Regions from separate parts of the Mus musculus genome. Here region 2 is linked to region 1. A link is a loop called in an ENCODE intact Hi-C map of the cell type or tissue named here. Cell type or tissue: heart. All regions are shown on one strand. Each heading gives the region's core, and the rest is flanking DNA. Links, peaks and the distances in the headings are about the cores only.

What was found. Hi-C counts contacts between places; a loop is a spot of excess contacts. Peaks named below come from ENCODE experiments on the same cell type or tissue, not always from the same donor. Only the 100,000 strongest peaks of a DNase experiment are listed, where the experiment ranks them.
Region 2: it touches region 1 in a loop (2.5-fold over the local background); 7 of 42 quality-filtered maps call a loop at or near these places.

What each region holds. Positions count from the first base shown.
Region 1 is chr13:47,151,133-47,154,053 of GRCm38, reverse strand. It overlaps a transcript of Rnf144b not described here. Among named protein-coding and RNA genes, the nearest start is that of A930002C04Rik, 3.9 kb to the right of the region's middle. In heart, for the core only: a CTCF peak has its summit at 1,512 (motif pointing left); no DNase peak of the experiment used is centred there.
Region 2 is chr13:47,225,239-47,228,159 of GRCm38, reverse strand. All of the region lies in intron 3 of Rnf144b (ring finger protein 144B), which reads right to left. Among named protein-coding and RNA genes, the nearest start is that of Gm40934, 2.4 kb to the right of the region's middle. In heart, for the core only: a CTCF peak has its summit at 1,429 (motif pointing right); a DNase peak (open chromatin) is centred at 2,119.

The DNA.
Region 1 (2,921 bases), core at 196-2,695:
GGCTTCTAACACTCGATGGGACACTTACCCACCCACACCTCACACACTCATACATCACACATCTCATTCACACACACACAGACCTGCAACGGGTTATTGAAATTTTCACAGAATTAGCAATGTAAACCTCTTCTTTATGTCTACATAAGACGGGAGGAGGCCTTCCATTAACAGTCTGGGTTAACACACAAAGTGAATGTGTTTTTTATGACATCTTTGTACATAAAGTGTCATTACCTGTTGGTCTCCTTCATCCTCCACTGCTGCACGCCCCTCCCCCACTTCTGCTTTTTACTACATTTTTTCCATCATGCTAATCTCCCTCCCCACTTAAGATATCTTCTTCATGACACCTACTTCACTCCATACATAATGCAATGTAATATTAAGTCTAGGTCCTATATATAAGAGAAATTGCAATATTTAAGATGGGAGATATAAAACGTCATCAACCGCCACTGACTGCCATACTTACTTTTCAAAAGAGGTGATTGTTTGCTAGCAATTTCCTTTTTTTTTCCCTCCCATGTAAAGGCCACATTTTCAACACAATGTTTATTTCAGAAGTTGAACCAGTCAAGACCACCAATGCATTCTTTGGGGATTAGAAACTGTATAGCAACAAGAATCTACCAAACACCAGACCACGGAAGTCTGGCCTCAATTATAGGAGGGCAGCCGGGGTTTAAAATCTATTATGGAATGTTTGCCACGGATGTTCTGGTACTGTCAGGAAAGCCTGGAGAGACTTAATTCCAGATCTGGATTGACTTAGAGCTCCCTTCTAAGGAACCTGCTCCGAGGTTGTGAGGCAGTGTCTATATGAAAAAATTTCAAGCCATCCACAAAGAGTTGTTTACTTCCGGTGTAATAACACCAGGCCCATGTTCCACAGACTCTTTGATTTGAGCCAAAGATAAATTCAAGGTGTGGCACCTGCTGAGAGTCAACTGCACAGAATCTCTGGCCAGGAGAAAATTTCATATTCTCTTACCACTTTACAAAGAAACAGCCCCAGGAAGGCTTAAGATTTGCCCAGGTCTCAGAAGCGCCACACCCACAGGGCCACGGGACTTCACCAGGATGAATTAACTTCCATAACAAGGCAGCCAGAGTTCTCATTTACAATGAGAAAAATGGGTCCCTTCTGCGCTCAGGGCAGTACCAACATGCTAATTGCTAGTTCAACTTGTATTGCACCTCTGCATACAACAAACAACAAAACCTCAGTTAATGAAGACAGACCACAGCCCTGAGTTTATCCAACTTTAGGCGCTGCTGACTATTAAACAGAGCTAAACAACAGCGAGCTTACAACTTTCCCCCAGCAGGACAGGTAAAAGGAAGCGGACACATTGTTTCCAATCTGTTTGTGTGCTAGATATAGCAAAACTACTTGATTTGGATTTAAGCTTCTGTAAACAACTTCTGAGATGGGCAATAGCCACCAGGCACTGTCAGTAGGCACCTCGCTGTGTAAATGGCGAGCAGGATTCTTAATTATAGTCTACAGCGCCCTCTAGTGTTCCTATGCAAAAACTTCTTGCCATCCTTGAGTATGGTCTGGTTGCCCTCAATTAGGCCCAGTGTTCTATCTTCCTGTCTGGCTTACTGTTTCCCCGGATCTATATGTCTGTCTGTTTACTTTAATGGAAAACTGATACTAAGAGACGCAATAAAACAAGCCTGGATTCATTTACTAGCCTTCTCCTTTGTATTTTCTTTCCATCTTGGATTTGTCTCGTGTTGTGTGCGGCACACATGCAGTAAGCAGAGGTCGTTGCAGCATGTGAATAAACCTGAAAGGGGACGATGACTGGTTCCACTTCCCCCAACCCTCCACACTCAGTGGACGTAATGTTTCCAAGAACATCAAGCCACTTGCTTACAAGGAAGGGAGGGAGGGAGGGAGGGAGGGAGGGAGGGAGGGAGGGAGGGAGGGAGGGAGGAGAATCCACACACAAGGGATTCCAAGGACTGTACCAAGTGCAAGGGCAGCTCTGGTGGTGTGGAGAGCAATACCCTCCGCCTGCTGCCCTCCATCCTTCACATTCATCAACAAAGGTGTGCCATGATGGTCTGCGCTCAGCCCTACAAGACACATAGAACCTCCGAGGCACCGCTGGACGTTCACAGCATCCATGGGAAATCAAAGTGTAGAGCCATGCGATGTCCACAGGTAGAGGCTAAGGGTGCTTTGTGGGAGAATAGGGAAACATGTCTACACACCTGCTAGATCAGGCTCACCAAAAGGCTCACGTGCTAAAGACAAGGTTGGGTCTCAGCCTAGAATAAACCTCCGCTTCGTGTGAAACCTATCAGGAACCTTCAGCCCCTTCCATGCTGGTATCTGTCTGATGGCTATGGACCTAACAGCTCTAATAAATCTCATATACCACCCCAACCACACACACACACCAAAAAACCCAGTCCTTCTCAGTGCCTCCAGGGACCTCATTGATGGGATCTGCAATAGATCTTTTCCATAGCAATGAGCTCAAACACGGGAGTATATCCTGGTTAAGATACCAAGGTCTGAATTTCTGATTCAGCAAAGTTGCATATGAAATGGCTTGCCCCACCCCCACCCCCACCCCAGACCCACAGCCACAGGCAGGGAGGCAGGACAAAGTGACATCAGTAACCAAGTGCAAGCTCAGAACCACAGATGTGCTGAGAAAGCAATGGCCATTCACATCAAAAATGAGTCCCTATTTTGAGAACCCTGTCCTCAGAGTCTGCGGCTGATAGTCTGCAGCTGCGGAGTGGAGCGCGCTTACGCAACGCTCAGGCCCACGGATGGGTCTCTGGCAATGACTTTGCCAGTTTCTGATTTCAAGGCTTTGTGTTCACATAAAAAAGGGGGAACAGATGCGAATGTGCTTGCGGTGGAAGCGGAAGAAATGTACATAAGCAGTTGG
Region 2 (2,921 bases), core at 93-2,592, 74 kb before region 1:
GGGCCCCTCCTCTTGGCCTTGATAATTCCAGCAGGAAACTATTAAGCTACTATACACATACATTGTAATATACATTATGTACTATGTAGTACATATGTGTATATAGTATAAACTATAGATACAATTTTGTTGCAAAATACATTTAAGTAAAAACACTTTTGCAATTGATAAAACAAAGCCTGCTTTGAGAAAACCATAAAATTGTATTTAATAAATACAATAAATATTTTTTTTTGACACAGGATTTCAGTGTGTCACCCTGGCTGTCCTGGAACTCTCTCTGTAGGCCAGGCTGAGAGATTCACCTGCCTCTGCCTCCCAAGGCATCCACAACCACTGCCCGGCATACAATACATTGTAAAAGTACATTCAAAATCAAGTTATGTACCTCAAAAGCAGACTCAATCTGTTTATTTCACAAATCAGTCAAACCAAGTTAACAAAAAAAAAATGAATTAAAGATCACAAAATAAGCAAGTTTAGCCTCCCTTATACCAACTAAGCTTGGTGAATTCAGTCCATTCTGAAGAGCGTTCCCCTTCAAGCTTTCTTTCACCAAACTGAAAATAAAAATGTGCTTTCATTGGGTACCTTACGTAAACGTCCCTTAGTAAGAAAAATAGGACCAATTCCATACTGTATGTATTTCGCTACAGTTCTGTTAAAAGTATGATTGGACATGATCAACAGGAAATAAATGAGATTATAAAGGGCTATCTCACGCTCTGCCTTCATCCTCTTTTTTTTTTTTTTTTGCCCAACAAAGATATTCAAAATTGTCCAAAATCACACTACAATGCTCTTTTGAATTATTTTTCAGACTTAATTTCAGACTTAAGACATGTCATCAAGGTTGGATGAAGACTTCCTGCACGCTGCTCTCTCAACTTCTCCTTAGGGAGAACCTCGAACCAAAACCATCATTAATTATTAAAAGAATGCAATTGAAATTGGTATACTTGACCTGAATCAGTGCCAGGACTTGATTTCACACATCCTCCAGCTAATGCCTTCTCCCAGTCTGGTACTCAAACCAAAACCAGAGCCCTCTGTCTCCTGCAGGGTCTCCTGGGCCCTCGGTGACAGGTGACAGTTTATCTCTCCCTCTCCTTCTCTTCACGTGTTTGAAATGTACGGGCCAGCAGCCTTTGTGCTGTTCTTCAACTTTAGTTGCCCTCAATGCCTTCTTGTGATTAGATTCAGGTCATGATTTTTTTTTTTTCAGGACGGTAGAGATAGCAGATGTGACTTGGGGGCCCTCAGGAGGTACACGGGGTGAGGATACTGGTGATATTAACATCTAGACTTGATTAAGGGAATCTATGCCAGCTGTCTCTGTCCTTTGCAATTTGCATGTGTCTTGTAGGAGTGCTTTAATTCCGGATCATTTTTTATAGTAGGTCGGTCACATGTGTGTGGATGCCTAAAGAGACCAGAAGGGGGCGCTAAGAGTTCCTGGAGCTGGATTTAATGTCTGTTCTGAGCCATCCAACCTGGGTACTGGGAACCAAACTTGGGTCCTCAGGAAGGACAGGAAATGCTTTTAACCATTAAGTCACCTCTCCAGACCTTCAATCAAAGATACTTAAGATAGCTAGCACCCTTTCAATAATTGGGAGACGCACAAGATAAAGATAAAGGCCTTATTAAAGTTCTTCAGTCATTGGGTACACAGATGACTCTGTGTATGTGTGTGTGTGTGTGTGTGTGTGTGTGTGTGTGTGTGAGAGAGAGAGAGAGAGAGAGAGAGAGAGAGAGAGAGAGAGAGAGAGGGCAATGAGAGAGAAAAGGTTACACATGTAATCACCATCACTAGTTCAGGGCATTATCTCAACAGGTTTTGTGTAAGGAGTCTTCCTGACTTTAAAGCACAGGATCGTGAGTTCTAGTCCCACACCGGGACCGTGGAGTGGTGACTCTGTATTATCCTGAGATGGCTTGGGACCAAAGGCCAGTGAGGCCACTCGAGAAGTCTGTATCTAGCTGGCCCGTAGGGAGCTAGATACTGTCTAAAGCAGATATTTGGACTGACAAAATTGAGGAACTTGGGGCAGGAGGAGAATTGGAAAGTATGTCAAATGTGAGCGATGTGGCTTCTGCCATGAGGAAGCCCAGCTTGCCCTCAGCGTGCGTGCTAAGGTGAAAGAAAGTGAACCGGCACGTGTAGAAGCCACACACAGGCTGACTGTGCATCTCTAAACAGCTGAGGAGAAATGAGGAGCAGGACAGAGCTTTCTTTATCTCCGTTTGCTATGACCACAGTACAGAAATAAGCACTCCGCCCACATTAACCCTAACCTTGTTTTAAAATTTTTTACAGAAGGAAGGAAAAGAGGAGAGGGAACAGGAGGGGAGAGTGGAACCCGCTCATCACAAATGTCTACACTGAAAGTAATAGGTGTGACCCCATCTCCCCCTAAGAAATGTGGGCCATGCAGCACATATTCTTTTGAATGAGAACATTAAAATGGCATAGTTTAAAAATTTTAAGTTAAGGACAGGCTTCAGGGCGCGCTGCCTATTGGTTTGTAAAGTCAGGCCAAGAGGAAAGAGAAGCCAAGATTTTTTTCAGGTCTAGCCCTTTAAATCAGCTGCTTTAAAAAAAAAAAAAAAAAGAAAAAAAGTAGAGAACCAGGTTGACCAGCCAGTAGACTGCAGAGATGAGTACAATTGGCAGTGAGTGGATCACTATGACCCAGGGAGCAATGTCTGGGCCACTTCTGAGGTGCCGTGACTTGCAAAAATGGAAGCAGGAAAGCCCACTTGTTATACCAAGGATAATCACAATGACATGGAAACTTAGTGATGTCTTCTGCCCCAACCCAGAAAAGCACCAGTGCCTCCTCCTAACAGAGCAGAAAGGGCACCGCCATTCATCTGAGTGTAACAAACACCTCAATACTAGAGGCCAAATCCTGAAT